3 separate regions of the Homo sapiens genome follow, and regions 1 and 3 are each linked to region 2. A link is a loop called in an ENCODE intact Hi-C map of the cell type or tissue named here. Cell type or tissue: GM12878. All regions are shown on one strand. Links, peaks and the distances in the headings refer to the core of each region. The heading gives the core; the rest is flanking DNA. Region 1 overlaps RYBP (RING1 and YY1 binding protein). Region 2 overlaps LINC00870 (long intergenic non-protein coding RNA 870). Region 3 overlaps LOC105377161 (a long non-coding RNA gene).

Region 1 (8,126 bases), core at 1,836-6,835, 260 kb before region 2:
CGTCTCAAGTAGCTAGGACTACAGGCTTGTGCCACCAGGCACAATTTAATTTGGTTAAATTTTTTTTTTTTTTTGTAAAGATGAAGTCTTGATATGTTGCACAGGCTGGTCTTGAACTCCTGGCCTCAAGTGATCCTTCTGTCTTGACCTCCCAAAGTGTTGGGATTACAGGCATGAACCACTGAGCCTGGCCAGAACTAGATGATGTCTATGTCTTTTCCAGTTCTAAAATACTGTGTTATGTCAGTTTGGGCAATTTGTCATACAGTAAGATGACTCTTAAAATTTTACAGTGCCAAGTTACTTGTCTACAAATATATAGAGAAGATAATTTGTCATTTATTCTCCCCCAATGTGTTGTATAGATATTCATGCGTTTTGTGACGACTTTTCTTTCTTTCTTTCTTTCTTTCTTTCTTTCTTTCTTTCTTTCTTTCTTTCTTTCTTTCTTTCTTTCTTTCCTTTCTTTCCTTTCTTTCTTTCTCTCTTTCTCTCTTTCTCTCTTTCTCTCTTTCTCTCTTTCTCTCTTTCTTTCTTTCTTTCTTTCTTTCTTTCTTTCTTTCTTTCTTTCTTTCTCTTTCTTTCTTTCTTTCTTTCTTTCTTTCTTTCTTTCTTTCTTTCTTTCTTTCTTTCTTTCTTTCTTTCTTTCTTTCTTTCCTTGTTTTTGATGGAGTCTCGCTCTGTTGCCCAAGCTGGAGTGCAGTGGTGCGATCTCGGCTCACTGCAACCTCCACCTCCCGGGTTTAAGTGATTCTCCTCCTTCAGCCTCCTGAGTAGCTGGGACTACAGGCGCCTGCCGCCATGCCCAGCTGATTTTGTATTTTTAATAGAGACGGGGTTTTGCCATGTTGGCCAGGCTGGTCTCAAACTCCTGACCTCAGGTGATCCACCTACCTCGGCCTCCCAAAGTGCTGGGATTACAGGCATGAGCCACCGTGCCTGGCCGCATTTTGTGACTTCTAAAGAGGAAAGCTTTATCTTAAAAATTTTTGGTAGTGTTATTTATGTGTAGCTGAACGGTTTTCTTATTTAAGTTATAATTAAGGTTTTAATTTGGAAATCTTCATTCAGGGGTTAACAAATCTTTGCCCCATTCTAAGAAATTAAACTCAATGCAGACTGACCAAAGACAAGATTCAGTCAGTCTCCTTTTCAGGATCTCTGAGATGAGGGCTTCAGGACAGAACACCTGGTATGGAAGGCTAGTGTTTTCAAGTATAAACAGGTGTACTGCAGCCCTAAGGCTGTTCTTACTTAGACCTTGGTTATATTAATTAAAAGAATGACACTGATACATCTTTTTTTTTGAAAAGTGTTTTTATTACTGAAATGGTTAATACTGAATCATGCTCCATAGCAAAGCTTGGTTCTAATAGAACAGGTGTACATTGGGTGTTTTTCCTGCTTAACATTTTTTGATACCCATCCCTAGCATTCAGTCTGACACCAAATTCTGCTGACTTTATTTGTCCAGTATCCCTGCTGCGACTACCTTAATTTAGGTTCTCATTATATTTCATTTTTTATTTCAATTCTTAATTACAAGCCTGTATTGCCCAGACCTGTACCATTGCAGTAGCCTTGAAACTGTTCTGCCAAGTCTAGTCTGTTGTGCTGCCTAGAGATATCTCTAGAAAGCACATAGATCATGTAGTGTGCTTAAAAAACCCTGGATATACTGCCTCATTGCCCAAAGAGGTCTTGCCCTTCTTAGCATGCACTTTCTGGTCAAACTGTTCAGTGTCTGAACATGTTCTTTTATGCCACTGTGCTGCCTGCCACATGTACTTCTAGAACTGCTTGAAGACTTACCTCTTTGCTACCGTGGTAAATGCTAGCTTCTGCTTCAAGACCCAGCTCGTGGTAACTCTTTGGGGAAACCTTCCTTGATTCTTTTTTTTTTCTGTGACAGGATCTTGCTTCTTTGCCCAGGCTGGAGTGCAGTGGTGTGATCAAAGCCCACTGTAGCCTCAGAACTCCTGGGCTTACGCAATCCTCCCACCTCAGCCTCCCAAGTAGTTGGGACTCTACAAGCATGTGCCACCATACCCAGCTAATTTTTTTCTCTTTTTTTGAGAGATGGGGGTCTCCCCCATTTTGTCCAGGCTGGTCTTGAACTCCTGGCCTCAAATGATCCTCCCACTTTGGCCTTCCAGAGTGCTGGGATTACAGGCATGAGCCATTGCTGGGCCTTGATTTTTGTCTTTTGTGATCATTGAAGCACTTTGTGATATACTTACCGTACCACACAATCATGTTGTACTGGAATTTCGTGTTCACATTTGCTGCTCCATATCCGCCCCGTATGAGGCTCTCAGGGATAGAGACTGTAACCTGTTGAATCTTTAGAGGCAAGGTCTTACTATGCTGCTTTTGTGTTCTTCAAATGTATTTAGAGGGCAGTCTGTTCTTCTGATTTCTTATTTAAAATGTTTACTTTTTAAAATAATTGTGTGATATATTGGCTAACCCCCTCTGCAAATAGGTTTATTCATTTAAAACCTTTGGGAAATGCCTTGGAAATACTGCTACACTACTTTCCTTTTTCACTTCAGTTTCTAGTTTTACTCTGTGCATCATCTCTTTTGTTACTCTTAAGATGATTCCCTTGATTGTCTGTCTCTCTTTGAAGTTCATGCCTGCTTTTCTGTTCATAACAGGTACAACAGTTGATTGCTAAATAGGATTCTTCTGAAGCACTGTCTGTTTTAAAACGGTGATCCCTCTTAGTAGAGCTCCCATAGAATGCCTTCCGAAGTTCTCTTCTGCTCTGTACTCTCTGGCTGAAAGTTTCAGAAACAGAGCGACTAGAGTGGTCTAGAGTCAGAATACAGTGTAAGGAAGCAAAGGGGATGAAAATTGAGAAAATCGTGAAGTCTGTATTCTTCATGAGATTTTGCAGCTGAATAGGACTCAGAATAGTTGTAGTTCTCTTGGGCTAGATAATTGTTTGAACTGATAAATAATTTAGATACCGGAATTTTCTCTCTCCTTTTTCAGGAGCCACCTCCTAGATAATCTTCCTCTTCAGCTGGTACTGTTTTATAAATGAAGCCTCTGAATTGTTCATTAGTATTTTCAGACCTCTTTTATCTAGTAAGTTTTATGAGAGAAGACATTTTTCCTGATGAATTGGAATGTTTTGATTAAAATTTTTTTTTTATGTTTTAAGTTAATTTATTAGACATTAGTAAGCACTTAATTTTTGGGGCACAGTATGTGTGGAGACTAATGCTCAACTACAAAGTTAGTTTCTCCATAGATGTTATGTAGAAACTTCTGTAATCTTCAGTACCTAGTTTAAAAAAAATTAGAATTAGGAAATGATCTATATAGAAGTGAATAAATTTAGTACACAGTGACTAGATTGATCCCTAGATTGGGGGATTTTTGCTAATTTAATATTAGATTTAATCCTAATAGTTAAATCAACTGGTAATGCCATGAATAATTTTGATCCTTTTGTGGTTTTGAAAGATGTATTTTCAGAATTAATTTTATTACCCTCATAACATGCTCAGAGAACTTTGGTGTAAAGATAATGCGTTGTTTTTCTTGGTGGCCAATACAATCTTTTAAAGTGTACTTTTTAGCTTAGGTATCCCTGGAAGTTTTTGTTCTCAGTTTAATGATCTTGTCAAGTAAATACCACCTAATTATCTATTCCTATTCCGCTATCATTTATCCAGGCAATAGAGTTTTATATTAAATAATGCTTTAGGAATGAGAGATTTATTTGTAATTCCTATTCAGCTATCTTGTCTATAAAGCAAAATTCATACTTACAGTAGTTTGTATTCTCTTAACTTCTCGGTTAATAGGCAGTGTGGTGAAGTGGAAAAACCCTACAAACTAACACAATGACAAATACATCTTGGATATTTTTGTGTAGTTCCCTTGTCATTTTAACTTTTTCTAATCTGCTAATGAATCAGACTTTAGAGGAAAGAGATAAGAGCTGACCTTCTGACTTCCTCCATATAACTGAGTAAACCTATCGGGATTGTAGATTTCATTTCATTTCTTTTTTTTTTGAGACGAAGTTTCACTTTTGTTGCCCAGGCTGGAGGGCAATGGCAGGATCTCAGCTCACCGCAACCTCCGCCTCCTGGTTCAAGCGATTCTTCTGCCTCAGCCTCCCAGGTAGCTGGGATTACAAACACGCGCCACCATGCCTGGCTAATTTTGTATTTTTAGTAGAGATGGGGTTTCTGCATTTTGGTCAGGCCGATCTCAAACTCCCGACCTCAGGTGATCCACCTGCCTCAGTCTCCCAAAGAGCTGGGATTGCAGGCATGAGCTACCACGCCTGGCTGTAAATTTCATCTATAAGAGAGTGATACTTGTGGTGTTCTTGTGTTTATATATTTTTTCCTCTAAGAAAGTGGGCTTTTTGACTGATGGCTTGTTCTTTAGAGTCATAATATCTTTAGTGTATAGATAAACCAAAATTCTTCTATATTTCTGTGATGGAGGACATAATTTGACCTTCAGGTTAGTGAATATTTGCATTGAGTTGTGCAATATTTCTTCTACGTATATGAATGAACACATATCTGATTCTTGTCACAGGCTGTTTAGAATCAGAGGAAACAAGGCTTGTTGGTCTCTGCTGCTTTACTGCAAAAGCAATGTGAGAGTGATGAATGCAGAACAATTAGTGTAGCTGCCAGTTTTCAGTTGTCTTATATGATTGGAAAGTTCCTCATCTAAACACTAATTTATTTTAATCATTAAACTTTTCATTATTTTCTCCCTCAAAGATGCGCCCCCCCTCAATCAAAAACAAAAACCCACCCAAGCCCTAAAATTAAACCAAAAAAAGACTTCTGGCAAATAAAGTTGATTTGCTTTTCTTTCCTTACCTCTGGCCTTTGAAGATTCAGAGACTCAAAAGTAGTGAAACAAGTCATACTTCTCCCTATATCCTGCCCACAGAAACTTTCAGATGACATGAAGGAAGAAAGAACTAACTAGATAGTTGACTTTTGAGTAAACTCAGGCTTTGTTTCTTCTCTATCTTGTGGTAGATAAGAAAGACTTTGGACCAGATACTGGTGTGAAGATAGGAAGAGTAGGATTACTTTATTGTTGGGAATATGGGAAATATATTCAAAATATATGAAGCTGTGTTCCAGTGTAAATATGCTAGGTTGATTATCTCTTCCAGTCATCACGAAAACTACTTCATGCCTTGGTGAAACTGGCAACATGGGTTGTTTCTGAAGAGATACATGTTTTAATTTATGAGGTGTATTTTTTGTGTTTGTGTGTGTAATGGTAATGATGATATTCATACTGAATTTACTGCTACAATGTTACAATCTGTTGCCAGTTAAAATTACCCAGGAATGAAGATAGAGCATTTTGAAAATACAAGTTAGTGGTAAAATACTTTGTTGTACAAAAATAGAATTTATTTGTTGCATTTCTATACTACATCATCAAATAATATTAAACAGTTGGATTTTATCTCCTGGTAAAACTTGTCTAAAGTAAATGCTGTAGACTAATGTGTAATTTTGAATTATTTAGTCTCTGTATTTAAGAAAATCCAACAAGTATTATACTGCAGCCAGCATAAAAACACAGCATTTGCCATCCTTATTTAAAATTTTTCAGCTTTATTAAAGTGTAATTGGCATGTAAGTAACTTTACTTTTAAAATATTACCTGGGAAACTACCACTGTGAAGATAATGATCACATCTGTCACCCCTAAAAGATTTCTCCTGCCTTTTGGTAATTCCTCCTTCCTGTTCCTTTGTCACAGGCAGCCACTAATCTGCTTTCTGTCACTATAGATTAGTTTGCATTTTCTTGAATTTTATATAAAGATAATAGTGTATGCGTTTTTTTTTTTTTTTTTGGTTTGCCTTCTTTCAGTTATCATGGTTATTTGAGATTAATCAGTGTTTATTTTGTTATTGCTGAATAATATTCCATTGGGTGAACAATCTGCAATTTAACTGTCCGTTCACCTGTTGAGGGACATTTGAGTTTTTTGCAGTTTCTAGCTCTTACAGATAGAGCTGTTGTATGCATCCCTAAACAAGTCTTTGTGTGGACATATGCTTTTACTTCTCTTGAGTAAATACCTAGGAGTGGAATTGCTGGGTATTTTTAACTTTTTAAGAAACAAGCTGTTTCTCAAAGTGGTTGTATCACTTGAAATCCTACCAGCACTGTATGAACTCCAGTTTCTTCATATCCTTGCCAGCCTTGATATGGTCAGTCTGTTTAATTTTAGGCTGGTGGCAGGTGTCTAGTGGTAAAGTAGCTCATTGTGGTTTTATCTTCTGTTTCCCTAATAACTAGTGATGTTGAGCCTGTTCTCACGTGCTTATTTGCCACCTGTATTTTTATTTATTTATTTGCTTATTTTGAGACGGAGTCTCACTCTGTCGCCCAGGCTGGAGTGCCGTGGCGCAATCTTGGCTTACTGCAACCCCTGCCTTCTGGGTTCAAGCGATTCTCCCACCTCAGCCTCCCGAGTAGCTGTGTCTACAGGCATGCGTGACCATGTCTGGCTAATTTTTGTATTTTTAGTAGAGATGGGGTTTCGCCATGTTGGCCAGGCTGGTCTCAAACTCCTGGCCTCAAGGGATTCGTCTGCCTTGGTCTCCCAAAGTGCTGGGACTGCAGATATGAGCCACTGGGCCTGGTGGCCCCCTGTATATTTTTTAAATGTCTTCATATTGTTTACTCATTTTTCAATTTGGTTGTTTGGCATTACTGAATTGTCCTTTATCCTAGATTCATGTATATATTTTGAGAGTGTCTTTTGAAGAGCACACTTAACTTTTGCTTTTTGTGTGATAGTTAAAAAAATCATTACCAAACCCAAGAACACTAAGATTTTCTCATAGCTTTACCTTTAGAAGGTTTATAATTTTAGCTCTTATATTAAGTACTTGGATCCATTTCGAGGTAATATTTGAATACATATTTCTAAGGGTGAGGTAAGTTCATTTTTTTTTTTAAACGTACTGCTATCTAATTGTCCTGGCACCATTTATTGAAAAAAATTACCCTTATTGAAGTGCCTTTGTATCTTTGAAAATCAATGGGCTGTATATGTGTGAGTCTCTTCATTTTGTTTCATTGATCTTTCTTTACACCAGTACTATTACTTAAATAATGTAGCTTTATAAGTCTTGAAAATTAGGAGAAGTGTAAGACCTTCAATTCTTTTTAGAGTTATTTTGGATATTCTACATCCTTTGCATCTCCTTTAAAATGTTATAATTAGCTTGTCAATTTCGACATAAAAGGGATGCTGCTGGCATTTCTATTAGGATGCATTGCAGATATAGATACATTTGGGAAAAACTGAAAATCCAAAACATTGGACTCAGTATTCCAATCCGTGAACATAGGTATCTCTGCATTTATTTAGGTTTTCCTTCAGCAGTGTTTTGTAGTTTTCAGTCTCATTTGTTAGATTTATCACTATTTCATATTTTCGATACTGTGTAAATGTTACTATTAAAATGCCAATTTCTGGTTGTTTCCAGGTAGTTTATATACAGATTATTTTTGTATATCTTGTTTCCTGTAACTTGGCTAAACTTAATAGGTTCTAGGAACTTTTTTTTGTAGATTCTGTAGAATTTTCTCCATAGACAATTTTGTCTTTGAATTGAGACAATTTTTACTTTCCTTCCAATGTGGACACCTTTTATTTCTTTCGCTTGCCTGTTGTGCTAGCTAAAACTTCCAATACAGTGTTGAATGGAAGTTTTGAGAGTGGACGTTCTTGTATTAGTAAGTGTAATGTTAGCTGTAGTAAACATTTAAATAGGTTTAGGGAATTCCTTTCTGTATTAATTTGCTGAGGGTTTTTTTTCCTTAGTCTGGGTCTTGCTCTGTGGCCCAGGCTGGTGTGCAGTGGTGCAGTCACAGGTCACTGTGGCCTCAAACTCCTGGGCTCAACCTGTCCTCCTGCCTCAGCCTCTTGAGTGGCTGGGACTAATGCACCACTATGCCTGGCTAATTGTTTGGGGGGCCAGGGGGGTGGAGATGGGATCTCACTGTATTGACTACACTGGTCTGGAACTGGCCTCAAGCCATCATGCCATCTGGCTTCGGCCTCTCAACGTGCTGGCATTACAGGTGGGAGCCATC
Region 2 (8,126 bases), core at 1,212-6,211:
ACATTTATTGTGCACTTTATTTCTATTATTATTACATTGCAATATATAAAGAAATAATTATACAACTCACCATAATATAGAATCAGCGGGAGTCCTGAGCTTGTTTTCTTGCAATTAGACAGTCCCATCTTGGGGTGATGAGAGATAGTGACAGATCATCCAGCATTAGATTGTCATAAGGAGCGGGCAACCTAGATTCCTTGCATGTGCAGTTCACAATAGGGTTTGCGCTCCTGTGAGGATCTAATGCTGCTGCTGATCTGACAGGAGGTGGAGCTCAGGTGGTAATGCAAGTGTTGGGGAGTGGCCGTAAATACAGGTGAAAATTAACTCTCTCACCAGCCTCACCTCCGGCTGTGCGGCCTGGTTCCTAACAAGCCATGGACAGGTACTGGTCCATGGCCTGGGGGTTGGAGACCCCTGCCAGGAAGGGTACTTTAGATTCAATCTTGCAGGGAACCTTCGGAAACGGGGTGCATCTTGGGTGTCCTGATGAGGGGTGATATGACGAAGTATTTCTACTTGCAATTCTCACCACCTGTCACTGGTTAAGGGCTGTCCCCAGAGGGGCATACATTTTCAGGCATCGCCAGCACTTGACTGGTGCAGCAAGGCTCTAGCTGCCTGAGAGCAGCCCCTAATGAAGAAGTGCAGGGACAGACTGGTAGGAAACAGAGTCCCTCAGGAGCTGGTGTGCACAGAAACAGTGAAGGGGTTAGGTGCAGAGCTCTGAGAGTATCTACTTCACAGTCATTCACTCAACCAGCATTTACGAGAGCTACAGTGTACTGGGCACTGTCCTAGGTTCAGAGGACACAAGGATGAATGCAAACAGCCAGGTTCCCTGTTCTCAAGGAGCAACTAGACCTGACGTGATCTAGTCGGGGAGCAGGGATCTGAGCAATCCAGTTGACAAACAGATCATTACCAATTGGGATACATGGCTACAGGAAAACTATGGGGTTATGAAACAGCAGATAAGAAGACAGAAGGTGGATTGAAGTGGGTTAGAGAAGGCATTCTTCACAGTTTGGCAGGGAAACCCTTGGTATTCACCGAGAGTCTCAAAAGAGTGTGCAGGTGAACAGCTAATCTTCTCTGGTCTTTCAGTTTTTTGGGGGGTGCTAGAAGGCCTGTGCAAAAACACAACAGGTACACCAAGACCACAGATTACTTATGGTGAGAAAGATTCATGGCTACATAAATCACCTACCCAAATTTATGTTGCAATTTTTCCTAAGCAAAGCCCTATATACCACTTTAGTCCTTAAAACCTACTCAAGGTATATTTATTCACAGACATCTTGGGACTTCCATACTTTTGGTTACTACGAAACATGCGGGCTCTAGAGTCAGAGTGTCTGAGTTCAAAACTGGCTGGATCACCTAAGTAGCTGTGTATCCTTGGGCAAGCAGTTTAACCTCTCTGTGCCTTCATCTGCAGATTGGGGTACATGTACCTACCTCACACAGGTTCTTTTGTAAAGAGTAAATGGAAATGAGTTGATGCTTGCAAACTGCTTAGCACAATTTCTGGGCATACTCTAAGTACTAAAAAGGTAGCATTATTTATATTATTAGATATTATATTTGAACAGATATCCTTGATACCGTTTTAAGTGAAAAAGTGAGATTTTTCCAAGAAATAGTTTGAATGGATGTTCTCACACTTTGGCCTCAGAACCCTATACCTTTAAAACTACATGAGCCCAAAGAATGTTTTTAAAAATATGTATTTAAAATATTTATTAACTCATTAGAATAACAATAATAAACCCCTTATATGTTAACATGTGTATCATATTTTTATGAAAAATAACTATATTTTCTTAAAAGTTAGTAAAATAAAGTTGTATTGTTTTTACATTTTTGCCAATCTAATCTTTTCTTTTTTCTTCTTTTTGAGGCAAGGTCTTGCTCTGTCACCCAGGCTGGAGTACACTGGCACGATCACGGCTTACTGCAGCCTCGATCTCCTGGGCTCAAGCGATCATCCTCCTGCCTCAGCCTCCCAAGTATTTGGGACTACAGGTGCACACCACACAATTTTTTTTTTTTTTTTTTTTTTTTTTTAGCAGAGACAAGGACTCACTATGTTGCCCAGGCTGTTCTTGAACTCCTGGGCTCAAGTAATCCTCCCACCTCAGCCTCCCAAGGTGGTGTTGGGATTACAGGCTTGAGTCACCATGCCTGGCCTCAGCTTCTGTCTTAATTGAAGACAGCCAGATTCCCATATATGTTCTTCATTCAATCTATTGGGATGCGTTGTTTTGGTTAAAATGTATTTAAAAATTCAGCTTCACACAGTTGGAAACGAAAGGACGATTTTAATACCCTCTTCAGATAACTGTGGCTATTCCTTTGTGATACTATACCAAAACTCAACAAGTGGTAGTTTTTGTACTGGTTAGATGCAACATGAAATCTGAAAACCTATCAGTGAGCTTTTATATTTTATCATATTAAAATCAATCTGTCTATGTTGTGTTTTAAATGGACCTTTTACCCATGTGTGATTCTATAACATTATATCAACTATTTGGAAAATATTGGTTCACAGAGTTCTGCAGATCTACCAAATGTTGACACATTTTGTTACATAATATCAAAAGGTCGCATGTGTTCATATCCACACTGATCTTATCAGAAGAGTCTTCAAACATGGGGAAGCTGTCAAGCACATAGTGGAGGATATAAGTTTTCCAGAAATTCTGTTTTTTGATGGCAAGCTAAAATTTTTTCATTGGCAGCAATGAGAAGGCATGAGATTGCTACCTAGCCTTAGTCTCACATAAACTCAAAGCTTCCCTCCCCAACTTCTCTCTTCTTCAGTCTTTGCCATGCACCAGAGGTCCTGTCTTTCAGCAATGCTCTTCTGCAAGTGAGGTAATATTGTATTAGCTTTTGTGTGTCACTGATTTTTTTTTCTTTTACCTTTTTCTGTATAGTCTGGATAAGCCTATTGTTTCTGCATCTAACCCTGCTAGCTTCAAATTACTTTCTCCTCCTCCCTGTGGAATGGTGGATTGGTTCCCATGAGCAGTCAAAGACAAGACAGGGAACAGTATGAGGCCACCTACTGAATAGTTCTTGAATCAGTCACCTTCCCCCACTCCTAGCCACCACAACTTAGCCAGAAGCCACCATTTTCTTTGGCTGGGATTTTGGCAACAGGCTCATAACAGGTCTGCAGGCCTTGAGTCTGGAGGCCTCGCCTAGTCCATTCCCTTCTGGCAAGCCAGAGAGCAAATCTGCAGCAGTCCTGCCCCGATACCTACTGCAACCTGGGAGAAGAGCACAAAGGAGGGTGCAAGGCCCATCTCCAGCCCCACGCATGTGGACCCCACAGACTGCAAGTCCAAGAGTTGCCCACCCCTCCTGTACACACACGGTTGCCTCTCAGATTGGCCTGCTGGACAAAAGCTGTAGCAGCCTCCCTGGAGAAGGAAGAGGGACAAGAGAAAGAGGTGTGCACAGACCCTAAAGGTAGGCTCAGGATGTTTGGAGCAGGAGTTCCAAGTATGTAAAGCATGATGCATAAAGAAGTGGATGTAGGTTCCAGGTGGCGAATCCTTAGGTATCACCACTCCTCAACCAGGTTGTCGGGGAGGCAGTGGGCTCCAGGGTAGAGCCCTATAAATCACACCCTAAGCAAGAACCTCAGGTGCCCGTGTCTAAAGGTGTAACAGTGTGCAAATGTAACCTACATGACCCTTCATCATTCACAGGATCAAGTGCCCACGCCTTGGTCTACCAGGCCTCTCCCAGTCTGGCTCCTGCCTACCTGTCTTTCTTGCCCTTGACTGTGTCTGGCTCTCGTCCCTAGGTGCCCCATGCTGTCTCACTGCAGGGACTTTACAGCACGTGACCTCCTCTGGGCCTTGCCCTGGATGACATCTCATCTTTGCTGTGCTCTGCTCAGAGATCATTCTTCCCTGGCACCCCAGTCCGCCAGCTCTAGACTTAAGTCTGGGTTGGCTTCTAGTCTTTGGCCTTCACAGCTTTCATATCCTCTCTGTCCTCCACCACAACAAAGCATGACAGCTATCATTAGGCAGTGCTCACTATTTACAGCTAAGGGCACTGAGTGCTTCCAGTAACTCTATGACATGCATGCTGTGTTTATGCCCATTTTACAGGTGAGGGAACTGAGATGAAGCATCGTAACTAATTTGGCCACAGGGCCAGCTAATAAGAGAGTCAGGCTCCAAGTTTAGACACCAAGCTTTTAACCACTGTGCCAGTGATTTTCGGTCCTTAAACTTTTGAGTACAACAGAATCACTGGTGTGCACACGATTGATGTGCAGCAGAGGGGAGAGAGTAAGTTTATTAAAGTACAGACTCCTGGGCCCCACCAATCCAGAGATTCTGATTCTATAGGTCAAAGGTGGGGCCCAGAAAGCTGCATTTTTATAAGCTCCCCAGGGGATTCAGATGCAGGTATTAGGGGGAACCACACTTGGAGAATCACACACTTTCCTGCCTAACCGCAAGTCCTAAACTGCAACCCGCTAAATATAATTAGGTCTTCTGGGCTCAGCAGGGCCCCTGAGAAGGAGGAAGAAGATACTGCGTGCATCTAGCAAGTTCTCCACACCACCTGTGGTGGTGGTTGGAGTGGGGAGGGCCTTTCCCTGGGGGGAAGATACACACCCTGGTTGCATCATATAGACACAACACCAGAGCCATAATCTGGGGTGTCCAGAAGCCAGCACACCCTCCACATTCTGTGTTCAGCTCCGGCTTGGCCACAATTACCTGGAACCTGGTCTGTCTGCCCCTGCCCCACCCCTCTGGCTGCTGCTAGTTAACTGGAAGCTGTGGCCACAGGGCGTATGGGCTGAGAACATAATTAGGGAGCCCATTCCCAGCCGAACAGCCGGAGGACTTTTGTACCTTGTCCATCTCTTCTCTGAGACTTGTCAAGACACTCAGTGGTTGGTCAGCAGCCCTGACTTGGGTACCATAAAGCAGGGAGGATGGGGGGCAGCAAAGAGGACTGTGTGGTGACCTCACTGGGTGGTCTCCTTCAAGCCTTTCCAGCTCTGCCAGCAAGAACAAAGTGACAAGGCCTCTTCTTAGAAGGAGGAAAGAGATGTGTCCTCAACTCAGGGGACAGCCAGGGCGATCTGAGACACTGGGCCTTTCTTTCACCTCATTGTTTCCTCTGTCATAATTTTCAATTTTCCCCTGCCTTTCTTTCTTTCTTCTTTTTTTTTTTTTTTTTTTTTTTAGATGGAGTCTCGCTCTGTTGCCCAGGCTGGAGTGCAGTAGCGTGATCTTGGCTCACTGCAACCTCTGCCTCCCGGGTTCAAACTATTCTCCTGAGTCAGTCTCCCCACTAGCTGGGATTACAGGCATGTACCACCACACCCAGCTAATTTTTGTATTTTTAGTAGAGATGGGGGTTTCACCACGCTGGCCAGGCTGGTCTCGAACTCCTGACCTCAAGTGATCTGCCCATCTCGCCTCCCAAAGTGCTGGGATTACAGGTGTGAGCTACCGCGCCTGGCCTCCCCTGGATTTCTATTCCTTTCTTAATCATCTTCTCTGTCCCTGTCCACTTTACCTTTTGAGAGAGATTATTCCCAGAGTCCCCAGTGAGTCATCTGTAGCCAGGTTGTGACCCCCTGACCAAGCAGGGCCAATGGGATTTCCCTCCCAGTGACCTGGCCTTAGGGCTCAGACTTACAAATCAAGTCGCTTCGTGGACTAAACCTTTAAGGTGCATAGACTTGGGCTGGAGCTGCCTGTGCTGGGGTGGTTGGGGTGGCCGTGCTGGGGAGGCATTTGGGAGTCACATGTTCTGGTGTGCAAACAGAGAGCTGGGGGCTGGTCTACAGCAAAAAGCAGGCAAATGAAGCAGAGAAGGAGAAAAGTGCTCCTTAAGAACCCAAAGAGAGAGGAGGAAGAGCCCATTTGCTTCCTGCCAGCTTTCCAATTCCCAGCACCAGTCTGTTGTGAGGAATTTCTAGTCTTAAACTAGAGGATACCCAGATGAATTCTTGTCCTTGTGACCTGCAAGATAACCTAACTCCTCAGGATTGCTTTCCCTGTGTTTAAGTTAGCGCAAGTGAGTTTGTTTTGGTCAAGCAAATCATCCCTTATGAAGACAGCCCTGCCAGGAGAGGTGAGTCCTGGGCTGACACACCCGGTGAGTTACAAACACTGGCTGAGCTTGGGGCTGTGCCAGGCATAGGATTTGATGAGCAACGAAAGAGACGCTGTCTCCACTGTCCGGGAACAGTGAGGGTGAGAGGAGTCAGCGGTGCAGAGAAGCAGGGTGGGGCTTCATCCTCAGGGAACGGCATTGATAGAAGCTCGAGCAACGATCGTTCCTATTATGTATGTTAAGCAAAGGGGCTGGGGGCAAGGTCAGAATGCCAGGATTCAAACTGGAGATCTGCCAGGGGCTAACCATGTGGCCCTGCGCACATTTCTTAAACTCTAGAGACTTCAATTTTCTCAGCTATGACATACAGATGGTGACCCTTGGAGTGCACTTATACTTAGAACAATGCCTCGCACTTAGGAAGTACTCAGTATTTGTCAGCTATTATTTTTTTCTCTGGGCGTTGGGGAGGGTGCTGGCTAGAGACAAGTGTCTTGAATTATATTAGCAGGGCCATATCATTGAAGGTTTTATAGATCCAGCAAAGGAGTTTTGCTTTTATCCAGAAAAACTATGGGAAACTTGAAGAATTGTAAGCCAGCAAGGGGCCTGGTCAGATGAATGCAGGGGTTTTCAACCAGCCTCCAATCTGAAGACATTGCTAGTTGTTACAACCTGGCCAGGGGCCAGGGAGGTGCAACTGGCCTCTGGTGGGTAGAGGTCAGGGTTGCCACTAGCCATCTTACAGGGTGTAGGACAGTCTTCTAAAACAAAGAATTATTTGGCCCAAAATGTCAATAGTGCCAAGGTGGAGAAAGCCTGGATTAATGTATTATAAAGAAGAGAAATTCTCAAAGAACTTAACACAGAGCTACCATTCAACCCAGCAATCCCATTACTGGGTATATATCCAAAAGAAATTATTCTACCAAAAAGATACATGCACTTGAATGTTCATTGCAGCACTATTCACAATAGCAAAGACATGGAATCAAGTTAAATGCCCATCAATGGTGGACTGGATAAAGAAAATGTGGTACGTATACATTGTGGAATACTACACAGCCATAAAAAATGAACAAAATTATGTCCTTTGCAGCAACATGGATGCAGCTGAAGGCCATTATCCTAAGCAAATTAATGCAGGAACAGAAAACCAAATACCGCATGTTCTCACTTATAAGTAGAAGCTAAACATCGGGCACTCATGGACATAAAGATGGCAGCAATAGACACTGGAGAGTACTAGAGCAGAGAGGGAGGAGGACAAGGTTTGAAAAACTAACTGTGGGTACTATGCTCAGTATGGGGGTGATGGGATGAATTGTACCCCAAACCTCAGCATCATGCAATATACCCAGGTAACAAACCTGCACGTGTACCCCCTCCATCTAAAGTTGAAATTATTAAAAAAAAAAAAAAGAGAGAGAGAGAAGAGTAATTAATTAGAAATGAACCTTTCCCACCCCAGGGGGCTCAGTTTCCCCGTCTATCAAAAGACGCACATAGGAGGATTTAGAAGGCTGAGTGCTGTGTGGCTTCCATGCCTGACCTTCCACGATCTGCTTATTCTCCTGTTGCGATGGACCCCCTGTCCTGGACCCTTCTGACACCAGCTATGTGGTCCTGACCCTGGGCCTCCTGAGCCTCTCATTACAGATAATCCTGATGGGGCCAGAGAGTATATGAAGTAGATAGGGCTCAGGATCTACTAATCCAACCGTGGGATTAGATCCTGGCACCATCCCTTGTCAGTTATGAGACCCAGAACAATTTTCTTTGCCTCTCTGCATGTCAGTTTCTCCATCTATAGAGTAGGACTGATAACACCTCCCCAAAAGCACAGGTTCGAGGGTTTGCAAAGCTCTCATTCCAGCCCCTGGTTCATCACAGATGCTCCAACAACATCTCCAAAAATGTGAGATTGCTAAACACAAGGGGAAGGCGTGAGAAATGCAGCCAAGTCGACGTCCATTATCCACGGAGAAGTCATTGCAGACAAGCTCTCTCCA
Region 3 (8,126 bases), core at 1,203-6,202, 520 kb before region 2:
CCTTCTTTGGAAAATTTCTTTCAGGCAAACTTTTATTCAGAATCCAACTTGTAAAATGTTAAAAAGTGGTGCTGCTCTATCTGAAGTTGGGAGGTGGGGGTAGATGTGTGTGCAGGGTTCCATAGGCCCCTGAAGATCTCCTTTCTGTTTCCAAAGGCTGAAGGGCTTTGGAAACAGTTTGAAAGGTGGGGACAGTTGAGGAGAGGAGGCCATGACTGCCCAAGGCCACCCAGCTAGCTGGTTTCAGTCTCAGGACCAGACCCTGCTGCCCATCTCCAACTAAAGACTAACACAAATTGCTTTACAAGGTTGACCTGCTGTGTAAAGATACCCACTGGTGGCCAGGCGCAGTGGCTCATGCCTGTAATCCCAGCACTTTGGGAGGCCAAGGTGGGCAGATCACTAGGTTAAGAGATCGAGACCATCCTGGCCAACATGGTGAAACCCTGTCTCTACTAAAAAATACAAAAATTAGCTGGGTGTGGTGATGCGTGCCTGTAGTCCCAGCTACTTGGGAGGCTGAGGCAAGAGAATCGCTTGAATCCGGGAGGTGGAGGTTGCAGTGAGCTGAGATCACACCACTGCACTCCAGTCTGGCGAAAGAGTGTGACTCCTTCTCCAAAAAAAAAAAAAAAAAGAAAAGAAAAGATACCCACTGGCCCAAAGGGTAGCTTGGCAGAGTTACTATGTTGAAATATTGCCTTGCAGGTGCCCTACCCTGGGTGGCACAATTCCATGGGCCCTGTTTCCATCATGTGCCATGGAGTTGGCTTTAGGGGGTTGCTACGCATATACATTACAGATAGATATATGGTGGCTTCTAAAGTGACGAAGGTCCAAGAACCCACGGAAGTTCCTTGATTTTGGAATTAAGGTGAAGTCGGGCCCTTGAAGGAGCAGATTAGTCAGCCTCCAGCATGAAAGTGACAGCCTGTGAGCACAAGTCTTCCAACCTGAGGTGGCAAACCACAACAGTGACCCTTCCAATTAGCACATGTGTCCTGGGCCTAGCTCTGGAAGCTGTCATGGTGGACATGAGATGGGAGTATGGGTGGCATGGAACCCAAAGAAAGAGAACTGGGAGATTTGGTCTCTGTGCTTGGGGCTGGAGAATGGGGCCTGAGGACCCTAGTCGAATGGAAGTGTGAGACTGTGGATCATGACTGGATGCTGGAGCGTGCTTCCTGGCCTATTCACAACATCACCTTTGATGCACCCAAGCCCTCTGAGGCAGGTACGACTCAGTGTGTATTTTTTCCATTTTGCAGATTAGGAGATTGAAGCTCAGAGACTTGTTGGAGCTCACAGCGGCACTGGGACATTTGGACCAAGAGCTTTTCTCCCTTCCGAGTCAGTGCATGATGCCAGAGAACATCCCTGGGTGAGGTTCGAAGAGAGTGGCCTGAGAGACTTTTCTATCTGGGGAGTGTGAGGTCCATATTTCCTGCAGGGCTTCCCCACTTACAGTGTCTCTCAGCCTCACTGATGACCTGCACCTGGCTGGGAGTTCTTTTGGTCCCTTCCCTACCTCAAGACCTGATTTGACTGCTCCAATTTACACAGGGAGGGAAGGAATTAAGAAGAAAAGAAAACACTCCTAAACATGAAAGAAATCACAGTCTTTCTCCGGAACTAAAGGCTTTTACAGGAGTGCAGGGGGAAAAAAATCTGATCATTCTTGGCAGCTTTTGAACAAATTAGGGTGTTGGAAGAATGGATGAAAGACTGAGGGGTATGTTGGAGTGTGGAACAGTTGCACAGTCCTAATGAAACAGAGCAGGCTTCCCCAGTGAGTGCCTGTCCCCTGCTACGTCTGTGAAGTCAGGGGTAACATTGGAGTCTAATGCTGGGAAACAGCCATTGCCCTTTCAAGCTCAGCTTGAACCACATTTCCTCAGGGACTCTTCTTGATTCCTACACTAGGCTGGCCGGTTTATTTATGTGGTCTTCGTGTCCCCTGCACTTGACCTTTGTAACCCACATTGTTCTTGTAATTCTTTGTCCGGTACCTGTCTCCCTGTTTTGACTGTGAACTCCATAAGGGCACAGGCTTGTCTACCTTGTTTGCCACTTGTACTCCTTAGGAATCTTTTAGGTACAATAAACAGAAGATACAAACCAAGGTGAACTAGCAAAAAGGAACTTTTTTTCTGCCCAAGGGTAGAGTTAGCTTCAGCCTAGGTTGGATTTAGGGGTTCTGAATTAGCCAGCCAGATTTGATCTCTTTCCCTCTCTTGGATCCACTTCATTTTTCTCTTTGTGTTGGCTTTATTCTCAGGGTTCCCATGGTGCTGTTATGGCTGTCCTGTTTCTTACCCTAGATGCTTTCAGGAAAGACTAAGATCCTTTTCCTGGTGAGTACAGCAAAATTCCCAAGACTAACTCTGATTGGCTTGGCTTGAGTAATATGTCCATCCTGAACCAATCACCATAGCCCAGACAGCATGGTGCCCTGATTGACCAGTGTAGCACACATGGATCATTGTTTACCCAAAAGCTATCCCCTCTTCTTCCTTGATAACAAGAACCCATCAGGTATCTTTTTGTTTGTTTTTTTTTTTTTTTTTTTTTGCCCACCTCTTGATACCCATTAGGTATCAAGAGTTGGGCAAGATCCTCACAGAAGGTGACCTCTTCCCAATCCAGGAAACTATTCATGGTAATCTCATTCCCTTTTGGTGGGAATTGGTTTAAAAGGGTGCATTGTAGGCTGTGCACGGTGGCTCATGCCTGTAATCCCAACACTGTGGGAGTGCTAGGTGGGCTGATCACTTGAGGTCAGGAGTTCAAGACCAGCCTGGCCAACATGGTGAAACCCTGTCTCTACTAAAAATACAAAAATTAGCCAGACATGGTGGCACACGCCTGTAATCCCAGCTACTCAGGAGGCTGAAGCAGGAGAATCATTTGCACCCGGAAGGCGGAGGTTGCAGTGAACCGAGATCGTGCCATTGCACTCCAGCCTGGGCAACAGAATGAGACCCTGTCTGAAAAAAAAAGGGTGCATTGCCCCACTTCTGACAAAGAGGACACAATGCAAAGTGTACTGGAGAAATGTTCTTCTCTGGCAAGTCAGGTCTGTAGGGGTGGGGCTAGCTGCCTGCCCAACCCTTCTTGCCTTTGGATATTGTTGTAAGAGGATGGAAGTTTGGAGCGGCTGCAGCCATCTTGCAACCATGAAGCAAGATAATGCTAATATATAGAGGTTGGCAGAGTGGGAAAAGGTCTGCCCCTGGCTATTTTGTTGTTTTACTTGTACTAGCATGTACCTGTGGCTTAAAACAAAGAAGAAAAAATACTGTACACAGGCTCCTGGAACCCATTTGCCTGCATGTGCAGTGTCAGAAATGCCTGGGATTTACATTTCTACCAGGGCAGCCTTTACCCATAACTGTCTGATGCAGAAGTCTGAAAGCCTAGCACCTTTGCTTTGAATTGGGACAACCTCTGAGGCATACTTTACACTCCAGAGCTTGCTGAAGGATCAGGCTGAGGCCTGGACTTTGCTTGAAATCAACCTTTGACTGGAGTCTTCCCTTCCCTGTCCTGCTCCCCCCACCCCCACCCCCTGCCAGACACCCCTGGGAGCACTTCCTTAATCAATCGCTTGCACACAAATCGTTAGCTTCTTCTGGGGGACCTGTCGTATCACCAGGGCTTACACATCACAGCTGCTCTGTAAATATTTGTTGCCTGAGTGAATGAATACATGAATGGATGAACAAGCTGGGGAAATCACAGGCAGGTGGAATCTGAACAGGTTATTATACTAATTACAGGCTGTCTACTTTTTTTCCCTTTGCCTCTGTGAAACAGGTTGGCCCTTTGGGGAATTTCCCCAAAGCTTTTGAAGCAGACAAGGTGTCTTCTCGCTAGACTCATATGCTTCCTAATTGGGCAGGCCATTAGAAAATGAGTTCATCTCCCCAGGGAAGGAGGAGGGGACTTATCACTCAGGACAAGGGCCCTGGGGTGGGGACAAAACTGCCTGAACATCTGCAATGTCTATTGTTACTTGAGCAGCTGGAGGGAATGACCATTCTGGAATAAATCAACTAAACCTTTGACCTGAACTCCAGTTTAATTCACTCTTCCCCTCCATTAGCTAGTGTGAGGGATGGTGGGGGGGCAGAAGGGGAGGGATAACATATTTTATTTTTATGGCATTTTTATTCCAAATGACCTGTTGGGTCAAACCCACTCTCCTTTCATGAATTATGCATTAAAGGAGCCCTTTTGCTTTCCTAATGGCTTTAGTTGAGTTCACCTCCCAGAAAGATAAAACAAAAAATCAAGAATTTCAGTTAAAAAGTTCACCTCTTGCCATATCAATTGACATGGTTTTAATTGGGTCATTCCATAAAGAGTCTCTGTTGATACAATTTTCAAGCTTCCTAGGGTCTTAGAAATCATCCAACTCTATCCTTGTATTTCAGGAGGGAGGATAAAGAACCTGGAGATGAGAAATGACATGCCCAAGTTCACACAGCTACTGAGTGTCAACAGCTATTAAGAGAAAGGGATGGGAATATTCCACTCACTTTATTTCCAGTCCAGTGTTCTTTTGTGCAAGGAAACCTAGAGAGGTAATATAGTTGCCATGGCTGCAGAACAAATTGTTCCAAAACCTAGTGGCATAAAACAATCACTCGTGGATTCGGTGGATTGGGAATTCGATAGGGCAAATGCTTCTCCATGCTTCTTGGTGTCTGCGGACTGAGCTGAAAGGGACAAAGGCTTGGGGCTGGGTTCATCTGAAGACCTGTTCATTCACGTGAATGCTGTCTGTTGACTGAGGCTTTAGCTGGAGTCATTGGCTAGAACCTCTATATGTGGCCTCTCCATGTGGTCTGGGCTTCCTCACAACATGGTGACTGGATCCCAAAGGAGAGAGTCCTGAGAAAAAGAGAGAGAGAGAGAGAAATAAAGATTGGTGGAAACTTTTATTGACTTAAAGTCACTCAGTGTCACTTCCACAACATTCTATTGGTCATAGCAGTCCAACCGGTTTCAAGGACAGGGAACGCAGATCCTGTATCTCAATGGAATAGTGTTAGTCACATTGAAAGAGAGCATATTGAAGCCATCTTTGGAAAATACAATCTGCCACAAGAGAGTTAGGGCTAGTACCCATTAAGTTTGGCTGAACTGTTAATTTAGTATCTGTCTTTCCTATTGGATTATAATTTCCTAAAAGGCAAGGCGTGTGTCTGTCTTGTTTGCTGGCAAACCTGTGTCCAGCACAGGTGCCGCTGACTCAGAGTAAGAAATTAATATATTTTTGTTTGGAAAGTAAGTATCAAAAAGAAAGTCTTCATTGGCTAAAAATATACTCAAAGATTTTCCTCTCCTCTTCTCAGTAAACTTTCCCATTCATCAAGAACTTGACAGCCGGGTGCGGTGGCTCATGCATCTAATCCCAGCACTTTGGGAGGCCGAGGAGGGTGGATCATTTGAGGTCAGGAGTTTGAGACCCGCCTAGCCAACATGGTGAAACCCTGTCTCTACTAAAAATACAAAAATTACCGAGGTGTGGTGGTGGGCGCCTGTAGTACCAGTTACTAAGGCGGCTGAGGCAGGAGAATTGCTTGAACCCAGGAGGCAGAGGTTACAGTGAGCCAAGATCATGCCACTGCACTCCAGCCTGGGTGGCAGAACGAGGCTCCATCTCAAAAAAAAAAAAAAAAAAAGAAAAGAAAAGAAAAGAACTTGAACACCAGTACCATCTTCCCTAGAGAGTTGATTGATTGGGAGAGATACTTAGCTTAGTCTTAGTCAGAGACGTTGTCCTGGGGGGTGTTATATGTAAGAGGAGCCCTGGAGGATGAGAAGGGGAAGCCAAATGAAGAGGCAGGAGGAAGAGCACCCCAAACAGAGGTAATAGCCTGTGCAAAGGTGGGAGTCAAGCCGTTCAGCATGGTGGGCACAGAGTTTGAGAGATTTGAGAGATGAGTAGCAAAAAGTCAGTAGGCTGGAGGGGCAGGCAGGACCTGGGTTATAAGGAGGACTTAAATGTCACCTGGAGGAGTTTGACTCATCCCTCAGAGTGGTGGGAAGCCACTAAGGAAGTGGCACCATCACATTTATGTTGGAAGGATCTGACTGCAGGGTGGGTGGTAGGATGTGGGGTGAGGAGGTGGACATCGTGGGAAGTGGGAGGCAGGTTGGGACATTGCTGGCAGAGATCATGATGCCAGAGCCGCATTAGAGGGCCGTGGGGCTGGCAGGAAGTGGGGGGATATTTCCAAGGAGGATTTAGTGACTAGTGACTAAATGGTGTAGGGCTGAGGCGGGGGCTGGGCCTGTCTGTCCTCAGTCTCTGGTTCAGGTAAGCACGTGGACAGTGGTCCTAGGCATCCAGCAGGGAACTCTGGAGGAGATGCAAGCTTTGAAACGGGGCTGAGGAGGAGTTCAGTGCTTTGGACACGTTTAGTTCCAGATGCCAGAGAGACATCCAAGAGTGAAGGTTCTAGTAGGCATTTGGATTCAGGAGACCAAAACTCACAGAGTAGTCCTGGCTATAAATTTGGACTGGGACCCAATACAGAGATGGAAACTGAAGGCACAGGAGTAAATGTACTCACAGTGGGAGGATGGGAAGAATGGGAGCAGAGCCATGGGTAAAGCATGTTTCCAGAAGGTTCTCCTGAGAGACCCAGGAAGGAAAGGAGCAAAATTCCATAGGATCCACAAGAGAGGAGTCATTGGCAATTTTCATAAGGACAGTTCCCCTTGTGATATATGGGAAGAAGGCAGATGGCAGAGTTGAAGAATAAGAAGGAGGTGAGAGAGTGATGAATGAATGAATAGCATTCCAGCAAAGTCTTCACATGCCTCCTCTAGGTCTGCTAATTCTGGAGATTCAGAATGGATTTGCCAAGAAAACTCCCAACGACCAGCCAGGAGAGGAATCTTTTCCACCAAGCTCTCTCTGTTTCAGAAAATAACCAATGTGTGTGTTGACCTCAGCATCCCTCCCTAGCAACCAGCATCTGTGTTTAAATTCGTGGGGGAGGGGTGCTATTATCTTGTGGCTATCCACACAGCTTCTGTGGTTACATCTGTTGTTTTTGTCTGTACAATAGCCATTTGTCATCATTTGGCTATTAACACCTCGATCTGGCTGGGACTCACTCCTTATCCCTGGCTCTGGGGATGGCACGTGTCCCAACCGTGGCCAATAAGACTCAGGCCTGAGATTTTTTGGAAACTATTGAGAAAGAGAAGCACCCCTTAGGCAGGGATGGCTGCCACCACCCCTATTAGGACTGGAGACATCCTGCCAGCAGAGACAGAAACAGATCCAAGAGACAGAGGGAGAAAAACAGTCTTGATAGCACTTCATGAGCTCCTGGATCCAGCCATGCCTGATACCATTTAATCCTTGGGCTTTTCAATTACATGAGTCAGTAAATTATCTATGTTTGCCTGTCAGAAAGGGTTTTGTGAGTTCTAGCACTGAACGAATGGTCCCAGCAGGAACAAACTGCCTAGGGATGGGGGCATAGGAGTGGAGTTGGTGGAGGAGGTTTACTTGATTTCCCCTCAGACATTTCACCAGGCATCTCATCCCCCAAGTTGCTACCTTAGCAATTCTCCCTCCTTTTTGCAGTCATCCTTCCTATTGTTTTTGCTTGTATTCCTATCTTTTTGTAAACTCCTCCTTGCTTAAAAAGCAGCATCTGAGATGCTGGCCTGAGGCCGTCTGCCCTTCCCAAGAGAATACACATGCTTGCTATTCTTTACAGTAAAACCAAGGTCCACATTGTGTTTCCCCAGGGCTCCCAGAACCTGAGTTGAGAGGTGGGGATTTTGCAGGGACTCCATCAGTGTGCAGCATCTGTACCTGCCTCCAGCGACTGCTGACACGAGCGGCCACATCTCCACACTTTCGCCCCACTACCTTATGTGTGCCACAACCCCTCCAACAATGCAAACTCTTGTTCATTTGCTCAGAACATGAATGAATCATGCCAGGGAAACTCCTGGCCACTGGACCACATTTTGCTGTGTTAGCAATAAACATCCCTTCATATTGTCATCATAGCCACAGGGGAAGACAGAGGTCTCCTGGCAGAGGAAGGGCGTGACACATTCCGCACTCTTTCTACTCCCTCCCTATGTCA

The links. Hi-C counts contacts between places; a loop is a spot of excess contacts. Peaks named below come from ENCODE experiments on the same cell type or tissue, not always from the same donor. Only the 100,000 strongest peaks of a DNase experiment are listed, where the experiment ranks them.
Region 1: a loop joins it to region 2, with 4 times the contacts of the local background. A loop is called at or near these places in 1 of 110 quality-filtered maps.
Region 3: it touches region 2 in a loop (2.4-fold over the local background); 1 of 110 quality-filtered maps calls a loop at or near these places.

What each region holds. Positions count from the first base shown.
Region 1 is chr3:72,423,640-72,431,765 of GRCh38, reverse strand. The region is part of intron 1 of RYBP (RING1 and YY1 binding protein); the gene reads left to right. Among named protein-coding and RNA genes, the nearest start is that of RYBP, 19 kb to the left of the region's middle. In GM12878, for the core only: no CTCF peak of the experiment used is centred there; a DNase peak (open chromatin) is centred at 4,917; H3K4me3 peaks cover 642 bases; H3K27ac peaks cover 1,009 bases.
Region 2 is chr3:72,160,509-72,168,634 of GRCh38, reverse strand. All of the region lies in intron 2 of LINC00870 (long intergenic non-protein coding RNA 870), which reads right to left. Among named protein-coding and RNA genes, the nearest start is that of LINC00870, 13 kb to the right of the region's middle. RefSeq lists enhancers at 3,832-3,941, 4,452-4,721, 5,722-5,821, 5,842-5,891. In GM12878, for the core only: no CTCF peak of the experiment used is centred there; DNase peaks (open chromatin) are centred at 4,204 and 4,324; H3K4me3 peaks cover 590 bases; H3K27ac peaks cover 2,815 bases.
Region 3 is chr3:72,678,950-72,687,075 of GRCh38, reverse strand. It overlaps LOC105377161 (a long non-coding RNA gene), which reads left to right. Exons shown (of 11, transcript XR_940962.3): 4 at 1,269-1,381; 5 at 2,279-2,354. Among named protein-coding and RNA genes, the nearest start is that of SHQ1, 170 kb to the left of the region's middle. In GM12878, for the core only: no CTCF peak of the experiment used is centred there; a DNase peak (open chromatin) is centred at 3,805.